3 separate regions of the Homo sapiens genome follow, and regions 2 and 3 are each linked to region 1. Evidence: chromatin contacts called from ENCODE Hi-C or POLR2A ChIA-PET data. All regions are on one chromosome and are shown on one strand. Each heading gives the region's core, a stretch centred on a gene start or an enhancer-like site at or near the end of the contact. The rest is flanking DNA. Distances are from core to core; before and after follow the strand shown. Region 1 holds the start of CD53 (CD53 molecule). Region 2 holds the start of ATP1A1 (ATPase Na+/K+ transporting subunit alpha 1). Region 3 holds the start of CD2 (CD2 molecule).

Evidence for each region. A loop is a pair of places that touch in the nucleus more often than their neighbours do. ChIA-PET counts read pairs that join two places held with the same protein, here RNA polymerase II (POLR2A). Pooled maps may share reads with other maps.
Region 2: a loop to region 1 is called in a map with no recorded cell type, with 13 times the contacts of the local background. The contact joins the promoter of ATP1A1 here to the promoter of CD53 in region 1. A Hi-C loop is called at or near these places in 1 of 37 single-sample maps with no recorded cell type and 7 of 50 pooled maps. POLR2A ChIA-PET finds 5 or more read pairs at or near these places in 1 of 52 experiments (activated naive CD4-positive, alpha-beta T cell).
Region 3: a loop to region 1 is called in a pooled map, with 7 times the contacts of the local background. The contact joins the promoter of CD2 here to the promoter of CD53 in region 1. A Hi-C loop is called at or near these places in 4 of 50 pooled maps. POLR2A ChIA-PET finds 5 or more read pairs at or near these places in 2 of 52 experiments (activated CD4-positive, alpha-beta T cell and activated naive CD4-positive, alpha-beta T cell).

The regions. Positions count from the first base shown.
Region 1 is chr1:110,871,147-110,875,759 of GRCh38, reverse strand. It overlaps CD53 (CD53 molecule), which reads right to left and starts at 2,612. Exons shown (of 8, transcript NM_000560.4): 1 at 2,512-2,612. It also overlaps a transcript of LRIF1 not described here. RefSeq lists enhancers at 1,090-1,139, 2,652-2,761, 3,362-3,411.
Region 2 is chr1:116,370,185-116,374,714 of GRCh38, reverse strand. It overlaps ATP1A1 (ATPase Na+/K+ transporting subunit alpha 1), which reads right to left and starts at 1,471. Exons shown (of 23, transcript NM_000701.8): 1 at 1,192-1,471. The coding sequence starts at 1,203. RefSeq lists an enhancer at 95-214 and silencers at 585-884, 1,315-1,844.
Region 3 is chr1:116,753,028-116,757,931 of GRCh38, reverse strand. CD2 (CD2 molecule) reads right to left here and starts at 3,502. Exons shown (of 5, transcript NM_001767.5): 1 at 3,379-3,502; 2 at 2,981-3,301. The coding sequence starts at 3,439. RefSeq lists promoters at 3,385-3,827, 3,385-4,904, a cis regulatory region at 4,886-4,904 and a silencer at 4,749-4,904.

The sequences.
Region 1 (4,613 bases), core at 1,363-3,862:
CAGCAGCCATGCTGGAGTCCTGCTCTGCATAGCTGTCTGTTTTCTCTGGGTTACTTTGCTTCAGTGCCCTGCACCTGCAGTGGCAGATGGGTCCTAGGAGCTTCCTGAGGACAGGTGCCCAGTCTCTAGGGCCCAGGGTGATCTACACACAGTGGATGCTTGCTTGGTACAAGAAGTGCCCTAGGCTGACTAATCTAGGGACGCAGAACAAACCACTATAACTGAATCAATGCAGTACTTCCTGGAACAGAAGCTAAGCTGAAAACAATGGCTGTAACCTCACAAGAAGCTCCACCCTTCCTTCTGCTCTAAGTGAAAATCTAGGTTGAGGAGGCAAAAACCTGCCTCTTCTCCCTCATTTCAAACCCACATCCCATCAATTCTGTCGTGTGAACATGGTGGGCATAGCCCCACCCAGAGCTGGACCTAGGACCTGCCTGGTGAGCGATCTTGCCCTCCACTTTCTGGTGCCAAGTAGGAGAAAGGGCTTTCCACTTCATGTGGCTCTGTAAACATGGTGTGTTACACTGCAGTCTCACTTGCTTTCTCTCATTTCTAACATGCCTGGAGGTACACACTTCTTTGAATTTGAATATACAGCACCCTTGGTCTAGAATGTCTCCATAGCAAACCCATACTTCTGTGAAAGTGAACCCACCAGTCACCTCTCTAGGCAGTTTTTGGCACACTCCTAACTCCTACAGTTTGTGCACGTTCTCCATCTATTATAGAAAAGAGCACATTGCACTGTATTTGTATATTGCTGTGACTGTCATCCATAATAAACTCTACAACTCCTTTCAGATGATAATCTTTTCTGTTATCCTGTATCTCCAGCACCAAGTGCCATATCTGGCCATGGGGTAGGAGTGGGAAAGGAGAACCAGAGTCCGAGGGCCTCTGTGCAGTCAGAGGTCAATCAGAGGGCACAAAAAACCAAGGACCAACAGACTTTGTCCTTTCCAGTTTGTGCCTCTTGTCAGTGAACAAAGGTGAGGTCACTTAGGTGGTGGTAACCATAGCTGTGAAGGCATGAACTTGGAATCATTCCTCATGAATATAAAGGTACCCAATCCTTTCATTTAAAAATTAAGTGTTCTTAACTGGCCCACACAGGAAACATCACAGGAAATAATGTTTCAGTTCAGTCTTTGCTCCCATTCAACCACAATTTCAAAATAGTACAGATTCTCCTCAAGATTGAGAAAGCAAAACCTCTTTGTTTGTCCAGCAGCTGGGAGTTTGCTTTTTCTCAGCTTTCTTCCAAAGCACACGCATAGTATGATATCTCTTATCTCCCATGGGAGTTCCTTAAGAGTAGGACTGTTTGCTAGACAAATATTCTCCTTCTACCTTTTCATCTCCCTCCCCCACAATTCCCAAAGCACAGTGCCTGGCCTCAGGAGGCACCTACCACTTGATTATTAAGTGAATTTATTTAAAAGACTGCTTTTTATTTTTTAATACAAGGCTCAATAAACTCTGAGGTGTTTTGGGAATCCAGAGCCCTCTCCCCGTCCCCACCCCTCTTGGAAATCTAGAGCCCTCTGCCCTGTTCCCAATCCTCATACTTAGATGGGTGGGTGTAATCAAAGAGAACTTTCTCCTTTCTGCTCCAGGGCATAATCAAGTGAAATTCTCACAGGTCTTGGAAGAAGAAAGCTCTTACATAGAGTTTCCGATGGTGGTCACAGAGAGTCAGGACCGAAGCTCTGCTAACACTTTGCTGAGTCCATGCAACCTCAGTCATTAGTTACAGCACATGATTGGAAATTACTGCAGTATCAAGTTTTGGGGATTGCATTTTATACGTGCATTTCATGTGACATTTATCAGTGGTCATGTTTTGTACACCAAGGATAATTTGGGGAAATGCTGAGGATCCCAATGTGCTTCCTGCTCCTTAAAAGCCAACAATCTATGCATCCTTTAGAGATGTCTAGCTTTCACCTTTTAAAATACAGTTACTGAGCACATCCTGGTGTTTTGATTTTTAGCCACCTTTCTATTTAGTGGCTTTGAAGAACCACAGTGGGAGTCACTAAATTTACTTTTGAAATTTTCTCAAATGAAAAAGAACTGTGTCTTCTAGCTGTCTTTCTAAAGACAGCTCTGGCTGTGGGTTCTTTCCTCACTTTAAAATCACAAGACCAATTTTCTGAAGACCAGAGCACATAGGAAATCTCCCCAATGTCATCTCGCATAGAAAGCTCCAGGCATCAGGAATTACTACACAGAGTAATTCAAGCTCTGAAGCAATTAAGGCATGTGAATGCCTCGACTCAGAGATTTAGATAATGGGAACCTGATTAAGTAAAAGTATTTCTGGCCTGATTGCCTTTGGGGATGTTACTAGGATCTTGCTAATCTGTTTTACTTTGTGCACTAAATATTTGTGAAAGAGAAGTTGCCGGAGATTTTATGGTTACTAGAGAGGTATATGGAGACCCCTAAGAATACGCCCTACCCCACATTAGACAGCAAGCCAAGTTAAAACGTCATCAACCTTACCTTTTCCAGGCACCGTTCCTCAGTCCTTTCGGCAGAATTTAGTGATTATCCTTGAGGTGGCCGAGACAAGGCTGGTAACACAGATATCCGGGGCTATTTGTGTAAAAGGAGAAGTGAAGGGTGAAAAAATATGATCATGCTGTGACGACAGGAAGCCCAGATGAGAAGAAGGAGGAAGTGAGGCTGAGTCCGCCCTCTTTAGTCTCAGAGATTTAGTACTTTCCCAGTGGCTTTTTAGAAGCTTCCTCTCACAGCCCACCCTAAACTAGTTTTGTGAAACAAAAGAAAACTTCAAAACCAAGTTGGTTCAGGCACAGATCTGTGAGCAGTGGTGGATTCTAGGGTAATTTGGCAATGATTTTTGCTTAGAAAAGGACAGTGCTTCTCAATCAAGGTGGCATCTCAGAATTAACTGTGTATTTGTTCAAAAAGAAGTATGCCTGGCCCCACCACCAGTTTCCCATTCAGGTAGACAGACTGGAGGGGAACACAGGAACCAATATTTCTAAACATTTTCTAGGCCCGAGACTTTGGAATGTCTTTCTGAAGATTCTCTGCCCCCTCCTCATACTCCCTCTGTCTGGCTTCAGCCAGTCTCTAGACTTGAATTGGACACCATTTGCAGACTTCTCTGTCTCGAGAGCAAGACTGTCTTAAGGTGAGTCCCCAAGGCATAATCCCAGGGGCACTGGTAGAAATGATTTGGTTAGTACAGGAAACACCACATTTGGAGCCAAAGATCTGAGTTTCAGTTCCAGCTTTATCTCTTTTAGCTGTGAGATCTTGAGCAAGTCTCAATCTGTCAGCCTCAGTTTATTAATGGTAACACCTAATAATAATCCTACTGGTTACTGTTACATCCTTATTTATATACAAGAAAACAGGCGCTCAAAGAGGTTAGAAAATTTGCCCAAGCTCATACAACTAAGACATGTCAGAGGTAGGATTAAAATTCAAGGTCACAGAGAAGGCCTTTTGAGAAACACTGTGATCAATATATTTTGAAAAATGTGTTTCTGGTTTCACTATGCTGCATCACTGGAATTTTCTTAGATTGGGTCAAAGGAGTATGTGACAACCCAAATGTATCACTAGCTAACTATGAAACTTGGAAGCAATCACTGGGCCCCAATGTTTTCATCTTATAAATGAACAGATAGATGCACTCTGCGGTGCTGACTTGCGGGCATGCCTCTGGGAAAGCTAGCTGTCTCCCGCTTCCTTCACCCTGAGACATTCAGATCCAGAGTAATCTCCAGCCAGGGCTGTCTTGTGGGGAAAACTGAATTAAATGAAGGTAAAAAGGTCTTTACTGCAGAACTTGTCAGTCCTTAATATTCTCTAAGCAGGGGAAATAATATATAGATTTCTCCAAACTTATCTGAGCATGGAACTGTGTGGTGTGTGTGTGTGTGTGTGTGTGTGTGTGTGTGTAGTTTCTCTTGGGGAACAATTTTTCAGTGTAACTACACTTTAGGGAATGCTATTAAAAAGTCTCTGCACCTCGGCTGGAATCACTGACCCTCACTCAGAGCTGCTGCCATGCTTACAGGTCCCTGAAGTGGTGGGGCTGAGGAGAGGCTTCTGGCTGAACTCATATTTTCCTAATTATCTCACCCATTCTGATGGCTCTAATTACTATCTGTCTGTTCCAAAGATTCACAAATCTATATAGATGCCATGATCTCTCCTTTGAGCTCCACTCTCTCCCAGGCACCTCAAATCCAATATCCAACTTCAGTTTGATTAACTTGGCATCCCCACACTCAAGCCTGCTCCTCCCACCATGTCCACCATCCAGGAAAGGCCTGACTGGCCTTTCAGCCACGTTCATGAGAAACCAGGTGTCCTCTTAAGCTACTCTCTCTCCCACACCACCACCTATTATCAGCCACCAAGTCCTGTCAGTTATGCTTTTGCCTAAATATTTCTCAAACCAGACCACCTCTCTCCAACCCCATAGAAATTACATTAGTCTTTATCTTTTACCTGTGTTACAGGATCCCAGTGTCCTTCAAGACCACCTTGGATGTTTCTTCAGTCTGTCCTCAGGAAGAAGGGAGGAGAGCCTTCTAAAATGCAAATTTAATCACATGACTCCC
Region 2 (4,530 bases), core at 222-2,721, 5.5 Mb before region 1:
TGACATGGTCACTTTCACCCCATGAACTCCGAGGTTATTCTGTGTAAATTTTTCTCAACTAGACTTTGGCTCATTTGGGGTCCAGGGCCCAGTCTCCTGCACGGGTAATAGCTAGGGGTAATCAAGTCTTCGCTACAGAAATGTAGGACAGCGGCGTTGTGACGATATTCCCACCACGCTCCGCGCCGCTCTCCAGCCCCAAGACCCCTCGTTTCCTTCAGGGACCGCCCTTTGGTGCTTCCGCGACGCTGGAAACCGGCAGAGATTCCTACCACCGTATTGCCTGCAGCCTCCAGTCCTTTTTCGGGTTTCTTGTACCCTGAGGCCCTGGTGGGTCTGCCTATCCTCCTTCAGGGCTCGTCCCTTCAAAAAAAATCTGCACGCCTCTCCCCACCATCGGATGACAACTCCAGTTGCCATCGGTGCATCCTGTGTTTACGGAAAGTGGCCCAAGAAAGCCCTCAAAAGTATACCTTAAAGGCCATCTTAGGGCAGTGAAGACACACCCTTTCTGGCACCAGCCCGCCCAGCCGGCTTCGCACTTAGAAGCAGCCAGTTTTTTCTTTGGGGGAGGGCGGCCGCCTCTGCGCGGAGCAAGCTAAGCCCCAGCGTCCCCAGGAGAAGGAGCCCCGAACCCGGAGGCTGCCCCCGCCGGAACCGGGGCCGCGGCGGGAACGGAGGCCCGGGAGGAGGCCCCGGCGGAGCGCCCCAGGGGAAGGGGAGGAGCGCGCCTTTCCTCAGGGCACGGAGGGCGGAGGGAAAAGGAAGGAGAAGGAGGTGACGGCGGTCGCAGGGAGGGGAGCCAGGCTCAGGGATGCCGGCTCAGTCCCGGGGCCGCCCCCGCTGCTGCAAGCCCCCTCCTCCCGGCCCCGAGGCTTCCCAAGCACCGCCTCTCGGAGCCCCCGGCCCGCTCGGCCTCCGGGGCGCGCAGCCCCCGCCCAGGGTCCGCCCACCCCCCTAAGCAATGCCGCGCTCCAGCCCCTCGGCGCTCCCTTCCCCCGCCCCCCGTTACTGCGCTCCCTCCATTTCCAAACTGCGTCGTCTTTTAAGCCGCGCGGCTCTGCCAGCCCACTCCACGCGGCGCCGCTTCCTCCTCCGCCGCCTCCCGCTGGCCGCGGTCGCCCTCCCGACTTCCTCCTCTTCCCCTCGAGGGCTCCCCGAGCCCCCTCCCCGGGCGCGCCGGACACTCACCCCCTTCCCCATGGTGGCGGTGCTCAGTGCCCGGCGCCGGGTCCTGTCGCTGGAGAATCAGAGAGAAAAGCACAGAGCAGCTCCCGGCCGAGCGAGCGGGACCAGGGGAGCCAAGTGGAGGGAGCTAGGGCTGCCGCGGGGCGGGAGGGTGGGAGGGCGGCCGGCGGCTCGGGCCGATGCCGCCGCCGCTGTTGCTGCCGCCGCCCGGGCTGCTACCGCTGTTGCCACGTGTCCGCCTCCTCCCGCCGCTGCTCTGCGCCCCAGACCCCGCCGCAGCTCCAGCCCGCGCCTCCTCCTCACTTCCTAAAATATGCAACCTGCGTGCTGGCCCCGCCCACGCCGCGAAACGTCACCGTTACCGGAGCAACCTGACACCGGCCGTGGGCCTGGCTCCGCCCCCTCCCGAAACCCCGCCCACGGGCCCGGACAGCGCCTGCTGCGGCCAGTCCTGGCTCCCGGCAGGAGGGCGCCCAGGTCTGGGACAAGCGTGTCCACCGTGTCCCGGGAGGGCTGCGGGGCGCTCCTGCTGGCTGAACAGCGGGGACTCGGCGGCCTTGGCCCTCCCACGCCCCTCCTCCCGCTGCCCTGCATGACCCGCCTACTATGTAGGGCCCAGGAGGTCCGCAGTGGGTGCGGTACGGTCTCGGAACTGGGCTCCCCCAGTCGCCGCCGACCCGGCACCAGAAGTCGTGGGCGGAACGGCTTTTCCAGCGCTTCGGCGATCTCCTCTGGGACTCAGGGATGCTGGAGGGGGCTGGCGCTCGGGTGTGATTGCAGCCAGCGCCTGACTGAGGGACTCCGCCCCTCTGTGGAATCCAGGCCCCGCGCCCACCTGCGGATGGCCTCCCCGGGCGCTTGGTGCTCTCAGAGTGCCTCCTGTGACTTGGGGTCCTCTTTATCCACTTCCCGCTCCGTCATAGCTGGAATCGATCTGAACTGGCATCGCCAGAAGTTTCAAGCGCCCTCCTCCCACCACCTCTCTTTCTTCGAGATTCCAAAATGAGAATCTGAAGGGCGACCAGCGAATTCATTCACGCTATTGTGTGAATGTAACCTGCTTGTCCAGTTTGGGGATTCTCTTTTTAGGGAAGAAAAACCTGAAACCCAAAGGAATGCGTATCCTTAGCTAGAGGAGCTAAATCAAGGGGGAGGCGTTTGAGGACTTGCCAGGTGCCTCTCCACGCCTCCACCTGTCACGGCAGCATCTCCAGCACAGCCTTGGGTTCTCTGGGGGGGCCCAGGAAACCACCACTCTCCCCGGAGATCCCTGGTTCCACTGCACTTTGGGGCTTCTCTGTCATTATAGCTTTTGCTTCTTAGCAAGAGGCTGCAATGGCTGAAGTTCTCCAACATTTTAAAAAACAAAGTATTATTAACAAGGTTTGCAGGAAGTCAAGTACTCTGGGAAAGGCCAGGATATTGACTTTCTAAGCAAAGGTTCCTAAGTTAAAGCCAACTCTATCAACTTCAAGTATTCATGTAGCATGAACAAACAAGGATATGAAACTGGAAAAAATGGAGAAGGAAGGAAAGAAAGGAAAAACTAGAAACTGTGTTGTCAGTTACATCATTAGGGTAATTCTCATCCCTTCTTACAAGATAGTTTCTTACACGAGTCTCTTCTCCTCAAGAATGTATTGTTAAAGGTTGATGTCTCCTACAGTGATCTAGAGACTTGGTTCAATCATTCTAGGCCATAGAGAGCAGAGGAATTGTAAATAGAATTCAAAACCCTGACTGCCTGGAGAAGAGCCCCCAAATTCAGAACAGAATTCCTTAGACTGTTAACAGAGGGTTACAGAGTGTTCGGGGATCCATCTCTAAGCTTCTAGAAAATGCTTTCTTTACATGCTTGATAGCCTCAGTTACTGTACTTTGTAAGATGCTTTTGCTTGCTAAAGATAGCTTGTTTAAGATTAATTACTCCTGGGCCAGGCACTGTGGCTCACGCCTGTAATCCCAGCACTTTGGGAGGCCGAAGCGGGCGGATCATGAGGTCAGGAGATCAAGACCATCCTGGCCAACCTGGTGAAACCCCGTCTCCACTAAAAATACAAAAAAAAACTAGCTGGGCGTAGTGGCACATGCCTGTAATCCCAGCTACTCGGGAGACTGAGGCGGGAGATTCGCTTGAACCACAGAATCGGAGGTTGCAGTGAGCTGAGATGGCGCCACTGCACTCCAGCCTGGTGACAGAGTGAGGATCCATCTCAAAAAAATAAATAAATAAAAATAAAAACAAAGATTAATTACTCCTTGGGCCCTGGTCTGAATGGGAAAAGTGCCGCGGCAACAACTAAATATATAAAGCACGGGTCGGAACAACGTAGATTTCTCCTGCCAGCTGATCTCCTTTTTCTCCCCTCATAAGTAAAATTCTCATTCATTCACTCAACAAAATAACCCTGATAGATCAAGGCACTTCCCTTTGTATCTAGAGCTATTTATTTGGCAACTGAAAATTGCTGAAGGTCCTTTCAGGAGGATCCCAGAGTTCTAGCTGTGTTCCGGTGTGAAGAAAGGGCAAAAAATATAAGAAACATTATCTTAAATCTGTATTTTGCTTTTGATGCCACACAGTAATTTCAGATGCACAGTGCCCTTGAATTCTCACAAGTCTTTGAGGTAAAGAAAAAGGTAAGGCATGACCAAGTCTGAGGCGCAGAAGGAAATCTCAGATATGAGAGAGACACCTTGGAAAATGGGTAAGCAAAGGAGGAAAAGTCCTTTTTTTTTTTTTTTTTTAAGAAAAAGCCTTCTTTTCTTCCCTTGGAAGAGTGGCTTCTGAATGAAATGAAACCTTATAGATGAAACATCAAGCTCCCTCATTTTATGATGAAGAAACTGAGGCCCAGGGAGTAATTGGTATTGAATATTCCAAGAATAGTGGCAAGACTTTCAGGTAGCTTTTCTAACTCCAGTGCAGGGGACAAATTTGGATTCTAGAAGAGAGGGTGAAGAAAGCAAAGGCTCTCTATTCTGTCTGCTGCTTATCCTATCAACTCTTTTCAAGCTTCTAACTTGGGGCACAGTTAAACTGATTGGCCTGGAGACTCAGCATTTATAGACCTTAAGGCTGCCAAGTATGGATAGCTTCGAGGAGAATTTGATCACAACTGTGGATGGTTGCTCCAGTCATTGTGAATAGAGTCAGCAGATGTATGAAAAATATGATGCAAGTCAGTTTTTTGAGCCAAGAACGCTAGCACTTTGAGTATTTGCTGAATTGAATAAACACATCATTGCAATTAAAGGCTTTAAAATATGAGTTGGAGCCCACACCAACTTAGCATTTTCCATAGGACACAAAAATTTTGGGGATCTATGAGCTAGAGATCT
Region 3 (4,904 bases), core at 2,253-4,752, 5.9 Mb before region 1:
CAGGTGTGTTGGCATGCGCCTCTAATCCAAACTACTCAGGAGGCTGAGGCATGAGAATTGCTTGAACCCAAGAGGCAGAGGCTGCAGTGAGCCAATATTTCACCACTGCACTCCAGGCTGGACGACAGAGTGAGACCCTGTCTCTTTCTGTCTGCCTCTCTCTCTCTCTCTCTCTCTCTATATATATATATGTAATATTTTAAAAATTAAAACTAATTTATGTGATCTTACAGTCTGCCTTTTCCCCTTTATTGTGAAATTATATTATGAAGTTCTTTTCTTAATGAACATCAATAAATGCATATATGCATCTTTTTAAAGGATGCATTCTTAATTTAACTGATTAATAAGTTTCTAACTGCTGACTGTTCTAGTATTTCGCTAACATGAATAATGCAGTGATGGGCACCCTTGTGGAGTAGTACCTCCGTATACATTCACTAAGATAGCGTCTTAGAACTGATCCAACCTAAGGCCTTCCATGGATGAGAACTCCTTAATTCTGAGTTGCTGGGATTAACCCCTTCCCTACTAGCATCTGCTTCTAAGGGGCCCTCCATTGCCTCTTCAGCCTGCAGCAGCAACTCCCTCATGAAGGAAATGCAGGCACAACTACTGGAGTTTGAGAAGTTTGGAGGCCGGGTGCGTGGTTCACACCTGTAATCCCAGCACTTTGGGAGGCCGATGCAGGCGGATCCCCTGAGGTCAGGAGTTTGAGACCAGCCTGACCAACATGGCGAAACCCCGTCTCTACTAAAAATACAAAAATTAGCCGGACGTGGTGGTACATGCCTGTAATCCCAGCTACTTGGGAGGCTGAGGCAGGAGAATCGCTTGAACCTGGGAGGCAGAGGCTGCAGTGAGCTGAGATCATGCCAGTGCACTCCAGCCTGGGCAACAGAGCAAGATGCCATCTCAATTAAAAAAAAAAAAAAAAAAAGAGAAGCTTGGAGAAACAAAGAGATGTGGGAGGGCATTAGCACTGAGAAAACAGGCATTGTGCCCCAGGCACTGCAGGACACTTGTACACACCTTGTCTCACTGAATATCCCTTGAAGTTGTCATTGGAAAAGCAGACTCACAGCAGATAGGGAATTTGCCCAAGGCCATGGTCACCTTAAGTCTGGTAATAGTGACCAACTACAAGTTGAATCAAGATGTTGTATGACATTGACGTGCACACACATAAAGCAAGTCACTGTCTTTCGGCTAAAGGGTGAAGGGTTTCTTTTTGGGGCAATGAAAATGTTGATTGTGGTGATGGTTACAAAACTCTGAATATACTGAAGGCCATTTTAGTATATGGACAAATTGAATGGTAGATGAATTATCTCAATGAAGCTGCTTGGAAAAAAAAAGAAAAGGTCGTCATTCTTGCCAAAAAGACCTCTGAGTTTGAATCCTGACTTTGCTCCTGTCAAGCAATGAGACCTTGGACAAGCTGCTTCTGACTAGGTCTCTGTTTTCTTATATATAACAAGGAGATAATAACAACTAGGTCTCAGTATTGTTGGGCGCTTTAAATAAGATCATGTAAGCAAGCACTTGACCCCTAACTGGTAGCCATTATTTCCGCCGCAATGCTAAATGCGACCCAAATGTGAAAACACCAGCATGGTCCCCCGCGTAGGGCTCACACTCAAAACAGGACACTCGAGTTTTGTGCTGTTTGGAGTCCTGAGATCTGTGGTTTCCAGAGCCCATAATCAGAGGCCCTTTTCAGCGCCATGCTCAACCCCACTACATTTCTACAAGGTGCTCTCCACTCAAGGTTGCAGGACTAGGGTGTGGAAAGTTGTCACTTCAGGGGAGCTGACAGTGTCTGGGATTGCTGGAGTGGGCAATCTGACACTATCTGGGATTGCTGGTAGGCCCAGGTGCTGAAGATGGGGCTGGAGACAGAGAGGAAGAAGGTGGGGTCCCTGCTTCTGGTGATATTTTCTGTGTGAAGCACAGAAATGCTTATTTGCTCACTGAATGGCTGGCCTGTGCTCATGCTGGGGTTCCTGTCTGCCTCCCCAAGTCAAGCGCAGCTTCTTCTTTTCCCTTCTTGTCACTACTTCCCCAGCATCCCCCCGGGCTTTCAACTTCAATGGCATTTCGATTCCACTTTCTCTACCTTCTCTCCCTTGCCTAAGCCACCTTTCTCTATGCCTGACCCTTATTATCCTCATTCTTCCTATTTTAGAGGCACCCTTTGGTCTAGGCCAGTGGCGATTGACTTTGGCAGCTCATTAGAATCCCCCAGGGAGCTTTAGAACCTAATGATACCCAGGCCGCATGCAAAAAAAATCTGATTTAATTGGTCCTCACTCCACTTGGATTACAGCAGCAGCTTTCTAACTAGTCTCCCTAACCCCATCCTCAATATCCACTCCTGTCCTCCCAGTACAGGCAGAGATATACAAAGCCACACCTTGTGCATCTTCTACACATATCAGCAAAAATCACCTGCCACCTTGTATCACTCTGACAAGCAGATCCAAAATAAGGGCTGTTCATCCTTAAATATGTTGTTTCCAGCCCTTTTCTGCCATATAACTCCTCCTTCAGGGCAGCCTGGCTTGAAATGGGCTCTGTCGATGAAAGGCCCGCTGCTCTCCAGTCAGCCTCTTCTTCTCGCCCCACTCTTAGCTCGCCGATTCATCAGCAACCTGGAACAGTTGCCTTTTCCCTCGGCCTACCTGTGTCCCCCTCCCGATTAATGCCACCTTAATCCAGGTTCTTCACCCAACCCCACATTCCTGTAACCACCTGAAGACAGAGTTGTAGGCAGGTAGACTTGAGGGTCTATCAGATGTGTGGATCCCATTCCCGCATTGGACCACAGTCTCCACTGGGGCAGGAGACATGCATCTGGTTTCCTGTATAGCCCCCCTGGAGGCAGAGGTCAGCGCTGGGGAATATTAGAAATGCTATTTTCCAACTTGCCAAATAGCACCCACACTGAAATAAAGCAATTAAGGGAATGAACACTTACCTTGAATCTTCAAATCAAATATTTTTTCCAACACATTTTTTCCTTTTGTATCATATATTGATACCTTGTAGATATCCTGATCATCGGTCTTCAGATGCTTAATTTTCAGAGTTCCATTTTTAAATAGCTTATATGTATCTTTTTCCTTGAAAGTCTCTTTCTCTTTTCTGAATTGTGCAATCTTTTTCTTGTCTGAAGTTTTTTCCCATTTTATATCGTCAATATCATCACTCATTTGAAAACTAGGAATGTCCAAGTTGATGTCCTGACCCAAGGCACCCCAGGTTTCCAAGGCATTCGTAATCTCTTTGGAGACTGCACCTATAAAAAGCAAAAGAGTTACTGAGAGTCACTTTCAGGGAAAGCTGGGTTGGGACTTCTTTGACTCTTATGCTTACCTTTGGAAGAAACATTGAAAATCAGAAGGAAGCTGGCTACAAATTTACATGGAAAGCTCATCTTAGGGGTTGGTTTCCTCTTTTGATTCTGAGCTCTTCATGCAAAAGGAACTGAAGTGAGACTGGTGGAGTCCACACCCCGAGAGCTTAACCACGTGCCTCTCTTTACATCTTTTACAGTAACATAAAACATAATACACATACACAGAGAGCAAGAGCGCGCACAAGCCAGCCCTTCTGATGTGCTCCTTTGCCAAAGCAGATGTGTTTATGAGTGTGTGTTTTCTTGCTGCATTTTAATTCTCACACAAAAAAATTGGGAAGGATAGGTTTTCTCATCTCAGTGAAAGAGAAAAGGAACAGAGAGGCTAAGTAGATCACTAAGGATCACTCTTTTGTAAACAAGAAGCCAAATTCAACCACACAGCCTTTTATCCACTTAGGTATACTGTCCCTAACAAGACCACATAGAAATATAGGTAAATGTTCACAAGCCAATAGCAGAATGCAAACATTTATCCCATATGATTATATTGAAAAATGTAGACCCATAAAATGATGAGGAAATTGATTTTTTTGTTTCTCCAAAGATATTTTTCATGTTCTAAAATCGTTTTTGTGGTGAAAAGAAAGAAATTGAATATCAGCTGTAAATGCTTGCAATCCCCAAATCCTATGTTCGGCATACATTTTACAACTCTAGTGAAATTCACAGTTAGATAAATAAAAACTTATTCCAAAACAAAGAAGCATAGAGACTATGAAATATAATTAAACTACCAAAACAAAGGAGTCAAAAGCATTTAAAGTGATTAACATTATAGGTGGTTAAGAAAAAGGAGAGATTAGGAGAAAAAATAAATGAGAGGGAACAGGGAGAGAAAAAAAGAACAGAAATTTGTGACACAAGGAAACAGACAGTGATGCAGAGACGGGTGTGCCCTGAAAAGATGCCTAAAAAGAGAAATAACCATGACAGACTTCCAAAGCACATTTTCAGGGTTATAATTCTTTAGGTCACAGTGAGTAAAAATTGCAAAAGTGGTGCTCGTTTTCTTTTTCAACTTTAAGTACAAATATGGATATTATCTGTCAGAAAGTTGCCAAGGAAATGAAATTAAGTCAAAGCAGTTGTTTGCTGTTACTGGGTAAAAGAAAGCCAAATATTTACCTCATGGTTGTATGAGCGTCATCCACAATAATGAACTACAGTTGGATTAAAGTTTTAAATGCAAAAATACTATAATAATGCTAAAAGGAGGCCGGGGGTGGTGGATCACAGCTATAATCCCAGCACTCTGGGAGGTCGAGGCGGACCTCCTCACCTGAGGTCAGGAGTTCAAGACCAGCCTGGCCAACATGGTGAAACCCATCTCTACTAAAAATACAAAAATTAGCCAGGTGTGGTGATGTGCGCCTGTAATCCCAGCTACTCAGGAGGCTGAGGCAGGCAAATTGCTTGAATCTGGGAAGCGGAGGTTGCAGTGAGCCAGGATTGTGCCACTGCACTCCAGCCTGGGGAGCAG